2 separate regions of the Homo sapiens genome follow, and region 2 is linked to region 1. The links are chromatin loops, found by intact Hi-C in ENCODE. Cell type or tissue: heart right ventricle. All regions are shown on one strand. Links, peaks and the distances in the headings refer to the core of each region. The heading gives the core; the rest is flanking DNA.

What was found. A loop is a pair of places that touch in the nucleus more often than their neighbours do. Peaks named below come from ENCODE experiments on the same cell type or tissue, not always from the same donor. Only the 100,000 strongest peaks of a DNase experiment are listed, where the experiment ranks them.
Region 2: it touches region 1 in a loop (4-fold over the local background); 2 of 110 quality-filtered maps call a loop at or near these places.

What each region holds. Positions count from the first base shown.
Region 1 is chr7:71,014,020-71,025,893 of GRCh38, reverse strand. No RefSeq gene overlaps it. Among named protein-coding and RNA genes, the nearest start is that of GALNT17, 110 kb to the left of the region's middle. In heart right ventricle, for the core only: no CTCF peak of the experiment used is centred there; a DNase peak (open chromatin) is centred at 6,021.
Region 2 is chr7:70,958,420-70,970,293 of GRCh38, reverse strand. No RefSeq gene overlaps it. Among named protein-coding and RNA genes, the nearest start is that of GALNT17, 170 kb to the left of the region's middle. In heart right ventricle, for the core only: no CTCF peak of the experiment used is centred there; no DNase peak of the experiment used is centred there.

The sequences.
Region 1 (11,874 bases), core at 4,725-7,224:
GCACTATGGTAGAATGTACATGGTTGAATGATTTATTTATTTATGTGCATGGTAAACGATGGATGGATTGATTGATTTTTGAGATAGAGTCTCGATCTGTCAACCAGGCTGGAGTGCAGTGGCACGATCTCAGATCACTGTGATCTCTGCCTCTCGGGTTCAAGTGATACTCATGCCTCAGACAACTGAGTAGCTGAGATTACAGGCACGTGCCACCATATCCAGCTAATTTTCATATTTTTAGTTAAGATGGAGTTTCACCATGTTGGCCAGGCTGCTCTTGAACTCCTGACCTCAGGTCATCCGCCCGTCTCAAACTCCTGACCTCAGGTGATCCTCCTGCTTCGGCCTCTCAAAGAGCTGAGCCTAAAGGCATGAGCCACTGCGCCTGGCCTATGGTAGAATGATTTCTATTCCTTTGAATATATACCCAATAATAGCATTGCTGGGTTGAATGTCTACCACACTGTTACACATGTCGGGGACTTGAGGCCAGAGATGAGTGTTATCCCTGGGCAGATCATGGGGGGCAGGGCTCGGCTGGGCATCCTGCTCTTCAGATAACATCCCAAACAAGCAGCCAGCGACCCACTCTTCCTTCGTGGTGACCAAGGGACATAGTTCAGAATTCCAGCAGCACATGCTGGTTCCCACATTCCCTTTTTTCCCCCTTTTCTCCAGCCCATTGCTCAGTCTCCACATGAAAACTTGACAGAAGCCAGACTAGAGACATAAACCCAGTATTTGTTTATGAAAGATGGATTATCAAAATGATGCCAGGCATGATGGCTCATGCCTGTGATCCTAGAGCTTTGCGAGGCCAATGTGGGAGGATAGCTTGGGTCCAGGCATTTGGGACCAGCCAGGACAACATCGTAAGACCGTGTCTATACAAAAAATTTTAAAACTTAGCTGGGTGTGGTAGTGCAAGCCTGTGGTCCCCACTACATGAGAGGCTGGGGCGTGAGGATCGCTTGAGCCTGGAAGTTCGAGGCTGCAGCGAGCTAAGATCACACCACTGCACTCCAGTTTGGGCAACAGTGAGACTCTATCTCTAAAGAAATGTTAAAAAGACCAGGCATGGTGGTTCACGCCTGTAATCCCAGCACTTTGGGAGGCCGAGGCGGGTGGATCACCTGAAGTCAGGAGTTCGAGAACAGCCTGGCCAACATGGCGAAACCCCATCAGTACTAAAAATACAAAAATTAGCCGGGCACGGCGGTATACGCCTGTAATCCCAGCTACTAAGGAGGCTGAGGCAGGAGAATCACTTGAAACCAGGAGGCGGAGGTTGCAGTGAGCTGAGATCACACCACTGCACTCCAGCCTGAGTGACAGAGTGAAACTCCATCTCAAAAAAAAAAAAAAAAAAAAAAGGAAAGAAAGAAAAAAAGAGCACCTACAAGCCCTCAAATTAAGATGATTCCTCAGTTTTACTGTATTCCAGCAGTTTTCTAAGTGTAGTCTGGGTCTAAGTTCTCATGTTCTCACTGATTTATGTGATCTAAAAATCAAAGAAACTGAACTCATGGAGATAAAAATCAAAGCAACTGAACTCATGGAGATAGAGAATAGAATGATGATTACCAGGGGCTGGGAAGAGGGTAGTAGGGAGGGGGTACGTGGTGATGATTAATGGGTACAAACATATAGTTAGATAGAATGAATAAGATCTACTATTCGATAGCACAGCAGGGTGACTGCGGTGAACAAGAACTTATGGTACATTTTAAACTAACTAAAAGAGTATAATTGGAACATTTGTTTTTTTATTTTATTTATTTATTTTGAGACGGAGTCTCGCTCTGTCATCCAGGCTGGAGTGCAGTGGCGCGATCTCGGCTCACTGCAAGCTCCGCCTCCTGGGTTCACGCCATTCTCCTACCTCAGCCTCCGATGTAGCTGGGACTACAGGCGCCCGCCACCACGCCCGGCTAATTTTTTTGTGTTTTTTAGTGGAGATGGGGTTTCGCCGTGTTATCCAGGATGGTTTTGATCTCCTGACCTTGTGATCCGCCCGCCTCAGCCTCCCAAAGAGCTGGGATTACAGGCGTGAGCCACCGTGCCCAGCCGGAACATTTGTGACACAAAAAAATGATAGACGCTTGAGGTGATGGATACCTCATTTACCCTGATGTGATTATTACATGTTCCAGGCCTGTATCAAAGTACCTCATGTATGCCATAGATATATACTATATACACATACAAATTTTTAAAAATTTTTAATTAAAAAAAACTTTAAGTGTGGTATGGGGATCTCTGGGCTCTTCAAGACTCTTTTGGGGGGTCTGCAGGGACAAAACTACTTTACAACAATCCTAACATGCTATTGGCCTTTTCATTCACATTCATTTCATTCACAAGCATACAGTGTTTCCCAGAGGCTACATGACGTGGGGTATTGCAACAGATTAAAGGCAGGTTTGAGAACCTAGCTGTCTTCAGCCAGATATTGAAGAGCTTTGCAAAAATATAAAACAATGCCGGCCGGGCGTGGTGGCTCACACCTGTAATCCCAGCACTTTGGGAGGCTGAGGTGGGCAGATCACGTGAGGGAGTTTGAGACCAGCCTGACCAACATGGAGAAACATCTCTACTAAAAAATACAAAATTAGCTGGGTGTGGTGGTGCATGCCTGTAATTCCAGCTACTCGGGAGGCTGAGGCAGGAGAATTGCTTGAACCTGCAAGGTGGAGATTGTGGTGAGCCGAGATCGCACCATTGCACTCTAGGCTGGGCAAGGAGAGCAAACCTCTGTCTCAAAACAAATAAACAACAACAACAACAACAAAAACAATGCCATTCTTCTCACTACGCTTTTTTGTTTGGGAAAGATCTGCTTTCTTAAAGCGTGTTATTTATGTTAAACACGCAATAGGTTCCTTATTGTTTAAAATGAATTAATATTTTAAGAATTTATCAGCCTTACGTTCTCACACAGTAAATATCCCTAGATATAGCACACATAAACAAAAGATTTTTGAGGTGCTCAATAATTTTTAAGAGTGCAGAGGGAACTTTCCCTGAGACCAAAAAGTTTGAAAACTGTTTTCTACTCAACAGGAGCTTAGGGCTTTAACGAATACCAGATCTGGGTTCAAATGCTCACTGTGTGACCGGGAGTGGTGGCTCACACCTGTAATCCCAGGACTTTGGGAGGATGAGGCGGGTGGATGATTTGAGATCAGGAGTTCGAGACCAGCCTGGCCAACATGGTGAAACCCTGCCTCTACTAAAAATACAAAAAATAGCCAGGCCTGGTGGCGCACACCTGTGGTCCTAGCTACTTGGGAGACTAAGGCAGGAGAATCACTTGAGTCCAGGAGGTGGAGGTTGCAGTGAGCCAAGATCACACCACTGCACTCCAGCCTGGGCGACAGTGTGAGACTCTGTCTCAAAAAAACAAAAACAAATGCTGACTGTGCAGCCTCCTAGCCATGCAGACTTGGGCAAGTTACTGAACTTCTCTGAACTTGAGTTTCTTCATTGGTGAAAGAGAGGTGTTTACCTCCATGCCTGGCCCTTGTGAGGTGCTGGGTAAATATTAATTTTGCCCCAGCTTTATAGGACAAAGACATCTTACCTGGACATTGGCAGCCGAAGGGTATCTGCTGAGGGAGGAGAGACGCTTTGCAATCCTTGCTGCTGAATTAGAATTTAGCTATTTTTGCACTTCTTTTCCTTTCTTCCTACCTTCCTTCCTTTTCTTTCTTCTTTCTTCGCTTTTCTCTCTTTCCTCTTTCTTCTTTCTTTCTTTCTTTCTTTCTTTCTTCCTCTTTCTTTCTTTTGACAGGGTCTCACTTTGTCACCCAGGCTGGAGTCCAGTGGCACAATCACAGCTCCCTGCAGCCTCGATCTCCCAGGCTCAAGTGATTCTCCTGCCTCAGTCCCCCAAGTTGCTGGGACTACAGGCACGTGCCACCATGTGCTAATTTTTGTATTTTTTTGTAGAGATGGAGTTTCACCATATTGCTCAGGAAATGAGAACCCTAGGTCTCAAATTCCTAGGCTCAAGCCATCCTCCCACCTTGGCCTCCCAAAGCGCTGGGAATATAGGCCTTGTAAGCCACTGTGCCTGGACCATTTTTTTTTTTTTTTGACATTGTCTGTCTCTGTCACCTAGGCTGGAGGGCAGTGGTGCAATCATCGCTCCCTGCAGCCTTGAACTTCTGGGCTCAAGCAGTCTTCCTGCCGTGGCTACCCAAAGTGCTGGGATCATGGGTGTGAGCCAATGCGCTTGGTCTGCTTTTGCATTTCTGACACACTCTCAGGCACCTATCATTGGTACTGGGGCCACATTTTGACAACCACAGATGTGGGCCTGAGTTCAAATCTTACAGATGATTAAAAAGTGTTTTACCTCCTTGGTATTTAATGAAATCCAGGTTCTGGGAGGTTCTTGGAAGAGAAGGGGCTCCTGGGAGTAGGAAGAGTTTCCAGAAAGAGATGAGAAGGGGGCCCCTGGCCAACTTCATGAACTGAACCTTTGGATTTCCATAAACAAACCCTTCACGCACGCTCTCCACCTTGAAAACCCTGTTCTCCTACCAGAAAGAGAGCTAGCAGAGCCATGTCCACAGGGTGTGACAAATATTTCTCAGCTGCCTGAAGTCCTGGTCTGTTTCACACCATCTGCTTCCTAACCTCTTGACATCCCTCTTCTCCTTTCTCCTCCTTTTTTTTTCTTTTGAGATGGAGTCTTGCTCTTTCGTCCAGGCTGGAGTACAGTGGCTGGATCTTGGCTCACTGCAACCTCCGCTCCCCGGGCTCAAGCAATTCTCCTGCCTCAGCCAACTGAGTAGCTGGGATTACAGGCATCCGCCACCACACCTACCTAATTTTTGTATTTTCAGTACAGATGGGTTTTCACCATGTTGGCCAGGCTGGTCTTGAACACCTGACCTCAAGTGATCTGCCAGCCTTGGCCTCCCAAAGTGCTGGGATTACAGCCGTGAGCCACCCGGCCTGGCCTACAAAAATATTTTTTAAAAAATCAGCCAGGCATAGTGGTGTATGCCTGTAGTCCCAGCTACTCAAGAGGCTGGGGCGGGAGGATCGCTTGAGCACAAGAGGTCAAAGCTGCAGGCAGCTATGATCACACCACTGCACTCCAGCCTGGGCAACACAGCAAGACCCTGTCTCTTTAAAAAAAAAAAAGCACTATAGAAAGGAGCCCCTGGCCGGGTGTAGTGGCTCACGCCTGTAATCCCAGCACTTTGGGAGGCCAAGGAGGCAGATTGTCTGAGGTCAGGAATTCGAGACCAGCCTGGGCAACATGGTAAAACCCTGTCTCTACTCAAAATACAAAAAAAAAAAAAAAAAAAAAAAAGCCAGTCGTGGCGGTGCGTGCCTATAGTCCCAGCTACTCAGGAGGCTGAGGCACGATAATCACTTGAACCCAGGAGGTGGAAGTTGCAGTGAGCCGAGATCGCGCCACTGCACTGCAGCCTGGGTGACAGAGCGAGACTCTGTCTCCAAAAAAGGAAAAAAATTCCTGCAGTTGACCTACAATTGTCCCAGAGTGAACGGCCATCCTGACTCCCAGCTCCCTCATTTCTGAAGAAGCTGCAGTAACAGGCAAGTATTTGAGAAGACATAGAGTGAATAAAAGCAACTTCTCTCCGGGTCAGAAGACCAGTTTCTAGCCTCACCAAGCACTAAGGAACTTGTGCTTGGGCCTAACTAGCAAGTTTTCATGTATCTTAGTACTTTCTGTTTGCCTTCAATGTAGTTATGAGATTACACACCAGACTAAAAACCCCAGGGTCCCCTTTGGATAGAAGAAAGTTCCAAAAATCTGTCAAGCATTATTTAGAGACTAATCCTGTTTTTCCAAGCTGGTTGGTGACTGGTCCCTGGGGTCTCTGGTCGGGGACCTCAACTGGACAGCCTGGCAGCTGCCTTCTCATCCTCCCGCTGCGTGGTAGGGTTTCACAGCCTTGTGCCCTGGGCCGGGAGCCCAGAGAGGCCTTGCTAAAGGGATGCTTGGAACATTCCCCTGAAAACGCCTGGCTTTATTTCCCATCCTGGCCGATGTTCTGCTGACCTGATCTTCTAACCACATAATTATGTTATTAGCATATGATGAACCACAGTATACAATGTGTCCTGCTGGAGAGAATTAGAATAAACTGCCGCTTCAGCAAAGTTCCAGATAAAACAGCACCACAAAAGGAAAGAGAGAGAAGGCAGGAGAGGACACGCCGTGGTTGCAGGTACATCCACTGTGCCTCCCTCTAGGCCCCCTCCTGGGGTCATGGATGAAGACAGACACCCAGCGAGAGTGGAGGAGTGACTTGGCTTGAAACTCACAGGGCCCAGGCATCCCCGGTGAGAATGAGAACCCAGCATCAAGCCTTGCCTAGGTCTTAGCAGGAATTGCAGCACTGGGAACAGAGGGGAGATGGTTTCTGCAGGCAGAGATAGGCTCAGAGGATAGAGAGCAAAATGCCTCACGATGAGGGCTCAAAGCCTGCATGGCTGGGCAGCCCCAGGAGGAGGGCCCGTGTCCTACACCCAGGTGGAACCCACACTTGGTCACACCACAGTAGCCCACGGCAATGCACATAAGAGCCTGCTATGGGCCAGGCGCAGTGGCTCACGCCTGTAATCCCAGCACTTTGGGAGGCCGAGACGGGCAGATCACGAGATCAGGAGATGGAGACCATCTTGGCCAACATGGTGAAACCCCATCTCTACTAAAAAAAAAATACAAAAGTTAGCTGGGCATGGTGCCGCGTGCCTATAATCCCAGCTACTCAGTAGGCTGGGGCAGGAGAATCGCTTGAACCAGGGAGACGGACGTTGCAGTGAGCTGAGATCGCGCCACTACACTCCAGGTTGGCAACAGAGCAAGACTCCGTCTCAAAAAAAGAGCCTCCTATGCCTAGGGTCAGGGCCCACAGTTGCCACAGCTTCAAGCCATTCTGATCTTGAATGACCCCACATTGCAGGCTCTTCTTGACTTGGAACCTTTGCTCATAGGGTTCCATCTGCCTAGAGTTCCCTTCCCCTTTCTTTTCTGCTGTCCTTTAGAGCTCATCTCTAGTGCGGTCCTTTTTTTATTTTCATTTTTTGGAGACAGAGTTTTGCTTTATCGCCCAGGCTGGAGTGCAGGGGTGTGATCCCAGCTCACTGCAGCCTCCAACTCCTGGGCTCACACGATCCTCCTGCCTCAGCCTCCTAAGTAGCTGGGACTACAGGCATGTGCCACCATCCTCAGCTCAGCTTTTAATTTTATATAGAGATGTTATATATAAACAGATGTTGCCCATGCTGGTCTCAAACTTCTGGCCTAAAGGGATCCTCCCACCTCAGCTCCTAAAGTGCTGGGACTACAGGCATGAGGCTCCATGCCTGGCCCACCATGCCTCCTTGAATATAGGAGCCAGAGGGTGAAAGTTGGGAGAGTGATCTTGTGCCATCCTGTATTGCCATAGGACTGCAGAAGCGATGGCTGCAGCTCCATCCCAGGCTGGTTTCGAACTCCTAGGCCCAAAGGATCCTCCTGCCTCAGCCTCCTAAAGTGCTGGGATTACAGGTGTGAGCTGCCACACCTGGCCCAGGGATGCCTTTTGCTGGCCTCTGTCATGTGCCTGCCCCGCTGTGTTGGAATGATTTGCCTGGATGAATTATCCCTGTTGTTTTCTTTTGTAATGGACTGAATGTCTATCTCCTACTAAAATTCATGTGTTGAAAACCTGATCTCAGTGTGATGGTATTTGGAGGTGGGGCCTTTGGAAGGTAATTAAGTCATAAGAGTTGTGAACCCGGAAAATCTGAGACAGGTCTCAGTTAATTTAGAAAGTTTACTTTGCCAAGGTTGAGAACGTGCGCCAGTGACACAGCCTTAGGAGGTCCTGACTGTAAGGTTCTTGTATCCATTCGAACCCCAAGAGTGCGCCAACAGACAACACGAGGCGGTGTGGAGCAACGTGCTGTTTTAATGAGCGCCTGGGTGCAGGCGGGCTGAGGCCTAAAATGGCGTCAGCCCCAGTTGAGGACAGGGCAAAGGTTTTATAGTCTCCTGTAAACAAGAAGTGTCCTAGTCTGACGTAACTGCTACGTTATTCCCACATGGCCTCTTTCTCGATCTTCAGGGGTACGTGACTTCCGGCCAGGGTACGTGTCTTCGGGCAGGCTCTCTTCCTGCTTCTGCTATCTTGCTGATGCACGATGCTGACCTAAGTAGCCTTGCGCCTTGGGACTGGGCCTGAGAAGGGAGGAGTTACTCAGCCCTTCAAGTTTTCAGGTCCCAGGGAAAATCTTACACTGACGACATGTGACCAAGGTGGTCAGAGCACAGTTTGGTTGTATACATTCTAGGAAGACATGAGAGATCAATCAACAAATGTAAGGTGAACATTGGTTCAGTCTGGAAAGGCCGGACAACTCAAAGTGAGGTGGGGGCTTCCAGGTCATAGGTAGATAAGAGACAAATGGTTGCATTCTTTTGAGTTTCTGATTCACCTTTCAAAGGAGGCGATCAGATATGCATTTATCTCAGTGAGCAGAGGGGTGACTTTGAATAGAATAGGAGGCAGGTTCGCCTGAAGCAGTTCCCAGCTTGACTTTTCCCTTTATCTTAGTGATTTAAGGACCCTAAGATTTATTTGCCTTTCACAAAGTGGAACCCCCATGAATAGGATTAGTGCAGTTATAATTTTTTTTTTTGAGACAAAGTCTCACTGTATTGCCCAGGCTGGAGTGTAGTGGCGCAATCTCAGCTCACGGCAACCTCCGCCTCCCAGGTTTAAGCCATTCTCCTGTCTCAGCCTCCCGAGTAGCTGGGACTACAGGCATCCACCACCACGCCCGGCTAATTTTTGCATTTTGAGTAGAGACAGGGTTTCACCATGTTGGCCAAGCTGGTCTCAAACTCCTGACTTCAGGTGATCCACCCACCTTGGCCTCCCAAAGTGCTGGGATTACAGGCATGAGCCACTGTGCCCGGCCAGATTAGTGCACTTATAAGAAGAGGCCAGAGAGCTAACTAGCTGTCTTTCTACCATGTGAGGACACAGAGAGAAGCTGGAAGTCTGCAACCCAGAAGAGGGGCCTCACCAGGACCCCGCCCATGCTGACATCCTGATCTTGGACTTCCAGCTTCCAGAGCTATGAGAAATAAATTGCTGCTGTTTTTGAGCCACTCAGCCTATAGCACTTTGCTACAGCAGCCCAAAGGGACTAAGACACTTGCTCCAAACTTCCTTCAGGCAGCAGCATGGCTTGATCCATCTCTGCACAAGATGTTCAAGACACTGTGGATTTGAACAGTCATGCTGTTGGGACCTCGGGGAGATGGGAGGCTGCCTGGACATTTTTGGGCAGTGATACATGGAGAACTTTGGTGCCTTGCTGAGGAGTTCAAGGATGCAGTGCTGGCCAGTGCTTGAATTTCTCCTGCTCCCTGGGATCTGGAGATGAGGGGGAGTCTGTTTCTGAAGATCAGGAGGCCCCAGCTCGAGGAGAAGGGGATGATGAGGCTGGCGGCCAGGTGGGTGGCAAATGGATGGGAGGCTACAGATAGGAGCCCTGGAGTAGGAAGGCAGAAATAAGACCACCTGAGCAGAGGGCAGAGCGTGGTGTTTTTTGTTTTTTGTTTTTTTAAGACGGTGTCTTGCTCTGTTACCCAGGCTGGAGTGCAATGGCATGATCTCGGCTCATTGCAACCTCCGCCTCCTGGGTTCAAGCGATTCTCCTGCCTCAGCCTCCCAAGTAGCTGGGATTACAGGCCTGCACCACCATGCCCAGCTAATTTTTGCATTTTTAGTAGAGAAGGGGTTTCACCATGTTGGCCAGGTTGGTCTCAAACTCTTGACCTCAAATGATCTGCCTGCCTCGGCCTCGCAAAATGCTGGGATTACAGGCGTGACTGAGCCACCACACCCATCCCAGAGCATGGTATTGATGAGAGGCAACCTTCCCTGCATTTGGCCTCCTTTCTGGACACCCAAGGGTGCTTGCTCCAGGCCAGGGGGTCTGCTGTATCCATCCCCCCTCCCCCTACCTCCACCCTGGCCATGCCTCAAGCCTCCCTCTCTTTTCCGCTCCTGGATCCAGAGCGGGGCTGGCGGAGCCAAGTGGCTGCTCCGACTGTTCCCCTACTTGGCTTTTGCCCCTGCTCTTCTTGGCTCCCTGATGAAGTTCCCAGAGCCTCTGCTCCAACATTCCCGCTTCCTGGAGGCACCGAACTCACTCCAGTCCTCCTTACTCTCAGCCGATGACCTCATCTGCTTCAGGGAGATTGGAACCACGCAGCGTGAACTCCTCTAAATTCCATCCCTTCTGCTTCTTAATATCCATCCCTTCATCCTCCTGTCTTCCTTTTCTCTCCTCTCCTGGCAAGAGAACCCCTCCCCTCTGCCTCCAGCCTCCTCCCATTTTCCCCTTCACTTTCCCGGTCGTTCCTTGGTGTCTACAGCAGGACTGTTCCATCCCAAGGAAAATATGACTCCTTAACCCAGATGGTCCTCAAGCTGCCGCCCTTCAGTTCTCCTTCCTGTTGCCAGCAAACTCGGAGAATGAAAGATTCATCCAAACACCTCTGCTCCTTCACCTTCCTCAACCCTCGTAATCACGATTTCAACCCAAAGCATGACCAAAAAGATGCCCTTGGAAAGATCATCGCGATATGTTGTGAATCAAAAAATGCAGATGGTAAAACATGATGTGTACTGCAATTCCATTTCTTGTTTTAAAAAGTGTTATATTTACATATTTTTTTCATTGAGAAATGTTATATAATAAAATAATAGAAGGTATATCCAAATGATGTGATTGTGGGTGTTTTTAATTCTTTTTATCTATTTTCAGATTTTTCTTAAGGAACATGAATTATGTGTGAAAAATATAGAGGCTTCAGAAAAAATGCAGCAAACTGCTTTTCAGATGTTCAGAAATAACCTTGAAATTCAATGACACATCACTCCTTATATATCAAAAGGATAGATAAAAAATTTAAAAGTAAAAAATGAAGCAATAAAAGAGTTAGAAGAATCTTGGCATAGGTGAGACTTTTCTCTTCTGTGGCTTTTGGGGTTTGAGAAAGAGTGGTTCGTCCAATACACTTGGTGGCAGCAAATACAGTGAACAAAGTCAAAATACACTGGACAAAGTAGGGGGAATTAGGCTGGGTACAGTGGCTTATGCCTGTAATCCCAGCACTTTGGGAGGTGGAGGCGGGAGGATCGCTGGAGCCTAGGAGTTTGAGACCAGCCAGGGCAACACGGTGAAACACTACCTCTCCAAGAAATTTTTAAAAATTAAACAGGCATGGTGGCACATGCCTGTGGTCCTTTAAAAATTAACCAGGCATGGTGCCACATGCCTGTGGTCCCAGGTACTCAGGAGGCTGACGTGGGAGAATCGCCTGAACCCTTGTAGTCGAGGCTGCAGTGAGTGTGAACACATCACCTCACTCCAGCCTGGATGAAAGAGTGAGACCCTGTCTCTAAATAAATAAATAAAACAAAGTAGGGGAAATTTGTTGTATGTGAAAATGGTTAGTTCCCTTAAACTAATTATTTAAATACTACTTTTGAATCAATAAGGAAAAATAGCAACTAATCAATAGAAAAATGAGTGGGCAAAGGACTTGAAATACTTCCCAGAAAACGATAGACTTAACTTAGAAACACATGAAGAGGAAGGCAAAACTTTACAAGAAAAGGCACCATTTCTATTATTTGTATTAGACTGTCAAAGAATAAAAATATTGATCATGTACAGTGCAGACAAGAATATGCAGAAACTGAGATTTTCACACATTGGGGTGGGAATGTAAATTGATCTATGCAGTGCTGTCTTTCCAAATTTAAAATTCACAAGCTCTTTGAACCGTCACACACTTCTGGGAATTTATTCTGGAGA
Region 2 (11,874 bases), core at 3,762-6,261, 55 kb after region 1:
CAACGTTGAGGAAATATTTCTGAGATTTTTCTGGCCTGAGCAGACAGGACAAGGAGGCTCAGGTTTGCTGCCTTGTGGCCAACCAAGGATAGGGGCCCAGAACTCCAGGCTCCCGGTCCAGGGTTCTCACTTTTACCATGGGATGCCTCTCTTTGATTCACAAAATAAAGAATTTGTTATTATCCCTGTGGCTCCTAGTGGCGGGCTCAATATCCCTTTAGCGGGTAAGTTATTTATATTGAAATGTGTTCCTGGGAGGTCACCATGAAGCCATATAAGCTGGAAGCCTGATTTAATTTATTGTTCCCTGACTCCTCAGCTGCTGCTGGTTCCGCCATGGCCATTTTTGAAATGCCACATGGCCACTAATGTTCTGCATGGGCCACGGAAGCAGCTTTTACAGAGTGCAGCATGGTGGATGACACAGACCTTGAGAAGGGCATGATCATGTCGTTGAGCCTGAGAGGCCCTCCCCAGCAACCACACCTCCTGCTCCTGTCCCCTCTGACCTGCTCAGTAAGACTACCCTAATGCGGATGGAACGCTACCAGGTCCCTGACACCATGCTGGGTGCTTTGCAGAGGTGACCTCATTTTACCTTCACAACAACCCAACAGAGTAAGTGTTTCCCTGGCCCTCCTTGTCCACAGCTGCAGACCTGCAGACTCAAATGGGCTCATGATTGCAGCAAACCTGTAGCAACACCAGGCTGTCATTCACATTTGTCTGATTCTTAAGCCCCTGCTGTATCCAGGCAGCATGATGAAGAGCAGGACTCTTCTGTGGGGAGTCACTCAACCCCTATGCATCAGTTTGCTCATCTGTAAAATGGAGATATTGTGAGGATGAAGTTAATTAATAGACTAAGGTGCTCAGAACAGATCATGGTACGCATTTGATTGTGTTGTCAGTGAACCACAGGGCCAAAGTATGGATGTCTTGATGGTAATGTCTCTGAAAGATATCTTAACCCCATTCACAAATGTGTCTGAGGTCTAAAAAGGAGTCCGTGTAGCCTCATCAGACCAATCCTGTTCAACTTTTATGTAACAAAGTTCTGGGTTGTTTTTCAGTTCCTGTGGCTGCCAAGTTGAAGGTCAGATAACCTGAGCATGCCCAGATGAACCAAGTATGCATCCATGGATGGAACCTAAGGGCTTGAATTGAGGACCAGGGACTGAATTACACAGTGGACACAGCATAGCAGGATCCAGGATCCAATCAGATCCAGGCCTGGCATCACCCCATTGCAAGATCCAACCAGATTATGCCTCGTTACCCTCTGACTATAAAACCTGCCCCAATCCCCAGCTCGGCGAGATAGATTTGAGCACTTCCTCCTGTCTCCTTGCCCATTGGCTTGCAATAAACTTTCTCAATGCAAAAACCTGATGCTTCTATGTTTGGCTTTCCATTGCGCTCAGGCTAACAGACCCAGATTGGTTGGGTAACACTTGTAAACCCTTGGGTGCTCAGAGCCCAGAATTAGGTTTCTAGTTGCCATTCTATTATTCCTTAGCCATGTCATTTAAGTTCTCCAGTATCACCTGGAGAACTTAAAAGTAACACCAATCAAAATGCCTCAGTTTCTGTATCAGTCAGATGGTGACAGTGATCCCCATTCTGTTCACTTCACAAAATTGTGAGACAATGGCACCCTTGAACACTGAACAGCATTAAGTTCTGACTACGGGATGATGATGATAAAGAAAGACCAAGAAATCCACAGGGCCCAGAGTAAACTCACAAGTCCCTGAGGGTGTCCCCTGGCCCTTTCTGTAGTATGTGCAACTGCTCAGTGTTCCCAGGTGTCCACAGCCACAACTACATATGGCACCTGAGAAAACCCAAATGCCTGCCAAGCCTTTTGCATGGGCCCAAATTGGCCAATTCCCCATTTCTCCTGCACTGAGTTGATGATACATGAGTGTAAGGAGAGAAATTGTTTTGCCCTTGGACTAGCAGGCTCTCATTTCCTTCCATCTTAGCCTCTATGATCTGCTGCTTAGCCTCCAAAGTCCAGCTCAAATGTTGCTTCCTCTGAGAAGGCTCACTTGCTCCTCCTCCTCTGTGTATAAATTTTTGTCCAGCTTGAGGAGATGAGAAAAGGACTCCAGCATCCCAAAGTGAATATCAATCTCTCTGTGCATCAGAATCACCTGGGAGCTCCAAAAAATGATACATGGCTGGGTCCCACCCCAGTGATTTGTTTTTGATTGGTGTTACTTTTAAGTTCTCCAGGTGATACTCACATGCAGAGAGAGGCATTGAACACTGAACAGCATTAAATTCTGATTACGGGATGATGATGATAAAGAAACATCAAGAAATCCACAGGGCCCAGAGTGAACTCACAACTCCCTGTGGGTGTTCCCTATGGGCATTGTTTCTTCCTCTGTGCTCCCTCATACTGGATCAATGCTTCGGGGTCCATGGAGAGCCAGGCCCAGAAAAAGCCAGCATGCCAATAACCCAGAATGGCTTGCCCCTTCAGGGTCCCCCACACAAAGCAAACTCCTAAGATCCCAGATGGGACAAAGATGAGGGGGCTTATGTGTATTATTTGTAGCAGCCATCAACCAAGTCTCCGTTTCCCTGGCAAGTCCCCTGAGGATTTGTTATCTCACATTTTCCCCCCAGTGAAGTCTATAATTCAGTTTTGGCTATAACTCAGTTCTTAAGTGAAAGCAGATGACATCCTCTCTGATTTCACCCATGGGAATCAGGCACACTGAAGAAGACCCAATGGAGAAACAGTTTAAGTATAAGGATCAGCCAATGCCGTTGTTGAGGAGAAATAATGCTCCTAATGTCCAATACCTGGAAAGGGGATGCTTCCTTAACTGGTGACCAAACGTAAAATGGATCCTATCTTAGCCCAGTGGTACTCAACTCTGCCTGCATGTGAGTATCACCTTGGACAACTTAAAAGTAACACCAAATGAAAACAAATCACTGGGGTGGGACCCAGACATGTATCATTTTTTAGAGCTCCTAGGTGATTCTGATGCACAGTGAGATTGATACTCACTTTGGAGTACTGGAGTCATTTTCTTGTCTCCCAGAGCTGGACAAAAATTTATACAATAAGGATTTTGTCCTACAGCTACAGAACATAGGAGAGTCAGCATGCATTCTAGGCCATATCTACATCAGGCCAAAGAGTAGGTGAAGAGGTACCCTATTTCCATAAGGGTACGTATTGCAAAACCAGGCAGTTCAGGGGAAAGTATTATTATTCATGAAAATCAAATACCAAGAAACTGAAAGAATGCCAGAACAGAGAAGGGAGCTTCAGATTTCAGATCCAGTGATTACTTCTCCTTCTTGGTAAGACAGAGTTAACTAATATGCATCCTGCCTGTCTCTTAGGGTGTTTATGACTCCTGAATAAAGATGTAGATATAGCACATTAATAACTTATAGGACTTTGTATGACAGTGAATTATTATATTGGATTAAAAGTTGTCACTGGTGTTTTGGGCAAAAGATATATTTAACATAAACAGAGTTGTGTGATAAAAATCCTTTTTTCATACTAACTTTCATTTAGAACTACATATGTAGGTATCATCAGACCCAGCTTGCCAACATGCTGAAATCACTCCACCTCAATTTATTACAAAGTGAACCACACCAACGCAATTGTTTAACCTAACCCAAACAACTAGTGTTAAATAAAGGTGGGTTTTGTGCCTTAACCAAGCCCAACTGGAACCAAAAAGGCAAACACCTTGGTGGCAGGGCAAGTTCCCTACCAACATTTGTTAGCATAATATGTCTCTATCTCTTCCTTCTAACTAATTTGTCTTGGTCTAGACCTTACTGCAGACAAGCAGATGAGGAGGCTGAGTCAGAGCAGGGCAGGCTGAGAGACCTGAGCCTCTTAGAACCTCAACAACCTGAGTAATTTAAAGGGCCAGACCCAGGGAGGGGTTAACAGAAGCGAAGCCATCCCTCCTCAGAGACCAAAACCACAAGGAGGCTTGAGCTTGTTCTCCTTCCAACTGAGGGGTCAGGAGATTCTGTCAACATCCAGAGCTGCCTTCTGTCCCCTTTTTCTTAAGTTTAAGGAAGCCACATGGTAGTTACCCAATCCCAACTTTATATCCTTAACTCAGCCCAACCCAGCTTTGATCCACCTGACTGGTGACCAGCAACATTGAGGCAGGGACACCTTAGCCGTATCATTAAGCTGCCACAACAAAATACCTGGGGTACCCAAATAGCAGACATTTATTGTCACACAGTTATGGAGGATGGAAATCCAAGATCAAAGTGTTGGCAGGGTTGGTTCCTTTGGAGGCCTCTCTCCTTGGCTTCAGAAGGCCACCTTCTCCCTATATCCTCACATGAACTTTTCTCTATGTGAGTGCATCCCTGATTTCTCTTTCTCTTCTTATGACGACACCAGTCAGATTGGATTAGGGATCCACTCTGGCAAGCTCATTCTAACTTAATCACCTCTTGCTGTGGTTTGAATGTATCCCCCAAAGCTCATATGTTGCAAACCTAATGCCCAATGCAACAATGTTGAGAGGTGGGACCTTTAAGAGGACAGAGCCCTCATGCATGCATTAATGTTGTTGTCATGGGAGTGGATTCATTATCACAAAGTAGATTTACTATAAAAGTGAATTTGGCCCTCTCTTGCCTTTCTCTGTTGAGTATGTTCTGTCACCATTCTGCCTTCTTCTATGGGATGACACAGTAAGAAGGCCCTCATAAGATGCCAGTACCTTGATATTGGACTTCCTAACCCCCAGAACTGTGAGAAATAAATTTCTTTTATTTATAAATTACTCGGTCTGTGGTATTTTATTATAGCAAGACAAAATGGACTAAGACACTTCTTTAAAGACTTTGTCTCCAAATACAGTCACATTCTGAATACTGGGTTGGGGGAGGGGAGGGCTTCAACCTATCATTCTTGGGAGAACATAATTCAACCTGTAATATCGCAGTCTCTGCAACTGCCTCTGACACCCCTTGGCTTGACTTTCCCTTCGTTACAGTTTGGCCACTCATGCTTGTGTCCTGGCCTTATGGATTTGGCCTTTGGTCTTGGTCACTGATTTTGCCGAGTGCCCTCTCATCCACTCTCAGACTTACTCCACTCTTGGGAGTCACAGAATAGAATCCCACCTTCACTGTGACCCCTGGCCAGCATCTTAGATTGAGTCCCTCTTAGTTCTTGCAAAAAGGAATTTGGACATTTTTCCAAGAAGCAGTAGCTCAAGTTACACACTCCTTGCTTCAACTTCATGACCCCTCTAGTCTTCCTGCAAGAGTTCTATATTTAGGATGGGTAGGAGAGAAAGACCTAGGAGAAAATCAGTGGCCCTTATGGCTGATTATTATTGGCAATGAGGGTGGCCTTCTACAGCTCCTTTTAAACTCTAGGAACCCAATCCCTGTAAGACTGAAGAGAGATCCAAAGAAAATGGCTGGGATAGTCATACATTTAGCTAGAATTATTCATGAATACACAAAGAAACTAGTTCTCAAAAGATGTCTGATATGTTGATTGACAGGGAAGAGAAAGATGATACACTTAGGGAATCTGGAAATACCTTTGGAGTTTTTTTGGTTTAGGGGGAGTTTTTAGATTCAGAGGGTACCTCTGCAGGTTTGCTACATGGGTATATTGCATGATGTTGAGGTTTGGACTTCTAATGATCCCATCAGCCAAGTAGTGAACATAGTACCTGGTAGGCAGTTTTTTAAACTTTGCTCCCTTCCTTCCCTCCATTTCTTTCTCCCTCCTTTTGGAATCCCCAGTGTTTATTGTTCCATGTGTCCCCATTTTTTAGCTCCCACTTGTAAGTAAGAACATGTGGTATTTAGTTTTCTGTTTCTGGATTAATTCACTTAGGATAATGGCCTCCAGTTGCATCCATATTGCTACAAAAGCCATGATTTTGTTCTCTTTTATTGTTGCATAGTGGTGTATATCTACGACATTTTCTTTATCCAATCAACTATTGATGGGCACCTTGGTTTGTCCCATGTCCTTGCTACTGTGGGTAGTAGTGCTGTGGGTACAGGTGTCTTTTTGGTAGGACAATATATCTTCCTTTGGGTATATACCCAGTAATGGGATTGCTGGGTCAAATGGTAGTTCTGTTTTTAGTTTTTTCCCTCAGAACATTTGTGGCAACCTCCTGATACCTCATCCGAGACAGGTAAAGCCAAAGCCACCAGTCCTAGGCAGGCTCTGTACATGGAGAAGTGAGATGATATGGGCCAGAAGGATGAGTAGTGAAGTACACCAAAAAGTCATTAACTAGTGTCAAATGAAGGTGGGTTTTCTGCCTTAACCAAGCCCAACTGGAACCAAAAAGGCAAACACCTTGGTGGCAGGGCAAGTTCTCTACCAACATTTGCTAGCATAATATGTCTCCATCTCATCCTTCTTACTAATTTGCCTTGGTCTAGACCCTATTGTGGACAAGTTGTTCACAAAAACATCTGGCTGCCATGCAAGAGCTACTTTGGCCTCAGGTGGGAATCTTCCAGCTTGGGGTATACCTGCTTCTTTGGGAAAAGGGTGGGGAAAGTCATATTCATCTATTTATTTATTTAACAAGCATGAGTTAGTTATTATATTCTCAGTCTCCTTCTGGAGGTTGGGAAGAGGAAGATAAAAGGAACACTCTCTGTTCTCAAGAAGAAGCTTTAAGAGGCCCCTGAGAGATGGGAAAGACTGATGTCAGGTGGGCCATAGAATCAGGAAATCTCACATGTGTATACGTGTGCAGTGTCCAAGATCAGAGTGGTCTTGAGCCTTGAGCAAAGTGGACCCTCCAGGCAGCACACAAGGATAAAGGTGGTGCAAGCTCCAGGATGTGAGGGCAGGTTTGAATTCAAATGAGGCTCTTTCCCAGGAGACACAGGGTAGGATCGGTCCAACAGCCCCCTGTAAACACACAAAGCCAGTCTCTGCACAATGCAGAATATGCCAAAATCTAGAGGTACCTGAGGTCCTGGGCTGGGGGAGACTTGGTACTTGGAGTGGACCTAGGCAACTGTGAGGCTCCTCTTAGATGGGCAAGCTGCTATGGGATATCCAAAGGTCAATCTGCCCCGTGCCTGTGGGGAATGCGTGTCCCATCTGCAGGACAAGTTTCTCCATGGAGAGTCCCTCCAGCTTGATTCAATGATGAAATGCCTGGGGTGACCTAAAGTGGACGATTTTCTAAGATCCACCTAGGTGGCAACCTATGTGCTTTGGCTACAAAAGAGAACATTAAAATCCTAGCCAGGCATGGTGGCTCATGCCTATTGTCCCAGCCACTCAGGAGTTTGAGGCAAGAGAGTCACTTAAGCCCAGGAGTTCATGAGTTCATGACTAGCCTGAGCAACATAGCAAGACCCTGTCTCTAAAAGAAACAAATAAATAATTTAAAAAAAATTCTTATCAGAGGTGTATTGACCAGGATTGTCCAGAGAAACAGAACCAATAGTGTGTGTGTGTGTGTGTGTGTGTGTGTGCGCGCGCGTGCATGTGTGTATGGCGAGAGAGAGAAAGAGAGAGCGAGAGAGACTGCCTTTAAGAAATTGTGGAGGTGCAAGTCCAAACTCTGTAGGGTGAGCCAGCAGGCTGGAGACCCAGGGAAGAACTGACGTTTCAGTTCAAGTCAAAAGGCTGCCTGCTGGCAGAATTCCATCTTGCTCAGAGGAGATCAGTCTTTGTTCTATGCAGGCTTTCAGCTGATTGGACAAGGCCCACCCACATTCTGGATTGTAATCAGGTTCAGTCAAAGTCCACTGATTCAAATGTCAATCTCATCCAAAAAACATCTTTTCAGAAACATCTAGAAGAATGTTCAAGCAAATATATGGGCACTATGGCCCAGCCAAGTTGACAGATAAAATTAGCCATCAAGAGAGTTCTACTATGCCCAATACAAAGGGAGGCCTTCTGCTTGCAATAAATCCTTTTCTGTTTGTTTGTTTTTTGAGACGGTATCATTTTGCTGCTCAGGTTGAAGTGCAGAGGTGCAACCATACCTCACTGTAGCCTTGACCTCCTGGGCTCAAGTGATCCTCTTGCCTCAGCCTCCTGAGTAGCTGGGACTACAGGCACGAACTACCATGCCCAGCTAATTTTAAAAAATATTTTTCATAGAGACAGGATCTTGCTATGTTGTCCAGGCTGAATAAATACTTTTTAAGTTAAGGAATCAATCCCTTCATATTTATCAGCCACTTAGAAGCACAGTTCAGTGAATGTCAGAGTCCCTAAAGAGGGTCCAAATATTCCAGGACTTCCTCAGAGCTTCATGGAACAATTGTGATCCAACCAGATTTCTCTGCTTTGCTTCCTTCACAGACAGAACACGGGTTCCCTCAGGACTGAGGAGAGGCACCAGATGTCCTGTTTCTTCTCATCTGTGACTGCCCAGAGGACACAAGCCTCCCACTCAAGCTGGAGGTGTTTTTAAATATTTAAGAGACTGCCAGGTGTAGTGGCTTAAGCCTGGAATCCTACTACTTTGGGAGGTCAAGGCAGGAGGATCGCTTGAGACCAGGAGTTCCAGACCAGTCTAGGCAACATAGAGAGACCCCCATCTCTACAATAAATAAATAAATAAATAAATAAATTAATTAATTAAGCAAAAAAAAATTTTTTTATAGTGGCACACACCTGTAGTCCCAGCTACTCAGAAGGCTGAGACAGGAGGAACACTTCAGCCCAGGAGTTCAAGGATGCAGTGAACTAGTATTGCATCACTGCACTCCAGCCTGGGCAACAGAGTGAGACCCTGTCTCAAAAACCAAAAAAAAAAAAAAATTTAAGAGGGTAGGTCTCATTTTAAGTGTTATTACCACACACACAAAAAGCAAAGGGACACAAGGAAACTTTTGGAGGTGAGGGATGTATTAACTGGCAATGGCATCACAGGCGCATGCATATGTCCAAACTCATCAAAATGTATACACTAGATTATGCAGGTATTTGTATATCAATTATACCTCAATGAAACTATTTTAAAAAGAGAAAATGTAGATTACATATGTATTCACATGATTGCTATTTCTGCCCATAATTCTTGACTGTCTGTTTCCCTTTGGTATAACTGGCCTTCAGTATAAAGGACTTCCTTTAGCTTTTTTCAAGTGCAGACACGCTGTAAGGGATTTGTCAGTTTTTATTCATCTTAAAATATCTTTACTTCACTTGTTTTTCCTATTGTACAAAATATCTTTCTTTGTATAATGATAATACATTTTAAAAATGGTAATAAATGGTGAAGGGTGGTAATTTTTAAATATATTTTTCAAAAATAGCTGGGCATGATGGCTTATGCCTGTAATCCCAGATACTCAAGAGGCTGAGGCAGAAGGATTTCTTGAGTCCAGGAGGTCAAAAATGTTTAAAAAAAAAAAAAAAAAAAGACGAAGGGTGCCCCAGTGGACATGTGTCTGGTCTGAGGATCCGTTCATGACTACCTTGGCCCAGTGGGATGGTCTTTCCTCAACCTGTTTTGCTGAGACCCCTTTTCTGGAGGTCACCTATTCGCTAATGTGCCAGTCGTTTGTCTGTTTGCTCCAAGATTTGTTTCTCTGCTCTGCTCCTATCACAGGGTCTGACCACTGCAGTCAACATTTCCTAGGCCCTATTGCCAGTGCAAGTAACAAACAGAAGCCTGGAAGAGAGGAGGAGAGGAGCAACCAGGGTGTATCCCCACCCTCCTTCTCCTCTGGCAGTGGTGAGATTTCTCTGGGCTTCCCACTTACACTGACAGCCCCTCCCTCTGTATCCCAGCTCCTCCCAAGCAGCCCTTGCTCTAGTTCCAGCTTCCTGCTGGGTGACATCAACTCCTGAGCTCTGAAAAGTGGGTCTTGAGTCTCAGGAGCCCTTGAGCCAAGTCTGGGTTTATAAGCAGGCAGTGAGAATGTGGAGGCCACCGAGAGTCCTCCTATCTCACCCCCAATTTCTGAGTAATCCATTGGTCACCATCTGTTGTTGCTGCGGGGGCATTATGGTTAGCAGAGGGGACCTGGAGAGAACAGAGAAATTTGTATTTGGTTCTGCCACATCCTGGCTCTGTTACCTGGGGCAAGTTACTTAACCTCTTCATGCCTCTGTCTCATCATCTGCTGAGTGGGAATAAGGACTAATGGCTTGTTGTGATCATTAAATTAGCTGAGGCAAGGTACAGTGGCTCACACCTGTAATCCCAGCACTTTGGGAGGCCGAGGTGGGCAGATTATCTGAGGTCAGGAATTTGAGACCAGACTGAACAACATGGAGAAACCCTGTCTCTACTAAAAATACAAAATTAGCTAGGCTTGGTGGCACATGCCTGTAATCCCAGCTACTCCAGAGGCTAAGGCAGGGGAATCGCTTGAACCCGGGAGGCGGAGGTTGCAGTGAGCTGAGATCACACCATTGCACTCCAGCCTGGGCAACAAGAGCAAAACTCTGTCTCAAAAAAACAAAACAAACAAAAACAAAAGTTAGCTGAATCCTGGCACATACTGGTCACTTGATCAATGTTAGCCATTATTACCCCTTGGGGCCTGTGTTCTGCCCTATCCATACCAACTGGGTCCCCAGGGGGGCAGATCTGGTCCCTCTCTTCCTACATTGCCAGCCAAGGCCAGCCTGGCCCCAGGCTGTGACCGGAAGGACGAACTTCTTAAATGCCATAATCAGAAGAGCCATCAGAGGACCTGGGAACATTTAGTTTCAAGAAGGTTTAGCTGGGCTGGGGGCGGTGGCTCACGCTGTAATCCCAGCACTTTGGGAGGCCAAGGCAGGTGGATCATTTGAAGTCAGGAGTTCAAGACCAGCCTGGCCACATGGTGAAACCCTGTTTCTACTAAAAATACAAAAATTAGCTGGGCATAGTGGCGTGCACCTGTAATTCCAGCTACTCAAGAGGCTGAGGCATGAGAATTGCTTGAACCCGGGAAGTGGAGGTTGCAGTGACTGAAATCGCACCACTGCACTCCAGCCTGGGTGACAGAGTGAGACACTGTCTGGAGAAAAAAAAAAAAAAAAAGGTTTAGCTCTTGAAGATTATGAAGAACACTGAACATTTCATCCTAAGCTTTCATGGGGAAAAGCTTTGTTTTGTTTCCTATCTAGAGGACAGAATCAGGATCAATAAATGGAAATGACAAGAGGCAGAGTTTTGCCTTGAATTAAGGAAGAATTTTCTAAAGTCAGAAACAGCTGAAGATTATGGCAAAGAGCTCCCTATCATAGGATGTGTTTGTGGGAAGTTATGGGGGTTCAGGCTTAGCAGAGAAAGATGCCCTCAGTCTCCATTTGGGTCCTTGCCAGCCCTGGGCCTCCAGTATCCAGTTAATTAGATGCCTGGGAGCTAGCTCAAAAATTAGTATTTTGAACTTGTTAATGGAAAAACCAAACTCTGTAAAATGTTTTAAAGAGGTTTATTCTGAACCAATATGAGTGACCATGGCCCAGGGAAAACCCAAACCCAAGAAGTTTCGAGTAACTTGTCCCAAGGCAGTCAGATTACAGTTTGGTTTTATATATGTTAGGGAGGCAGGAGTTGTAGGCAAAGACATACATCAGTACATGGAAGGTATACATTGGTTTGGCCTCAAAAAGGTGAAATCTTGAAGTAGGAACTTACAAGTCATAGGTGGCTTCAGAAATGATTCTTCAACCTGCATTTCATTAAAAAGAAGCAAAACTTTGTCTTAAAACTTGGAGTTAGCAGAAAATAATGTTTACGTTAAGGTGAGAATGCTGGGCCAGACAGGGTGGGCTCATGCCTGTAATCCCAGCGCTTTGGGAGGCTGAGATGGGAGGATCACTTGAGCCCAGGAGTTGGAGGCTGCAGTGGGCTATGATCTCACTACTATACTCCAGCCTGGGCAAGAGTGAGACCT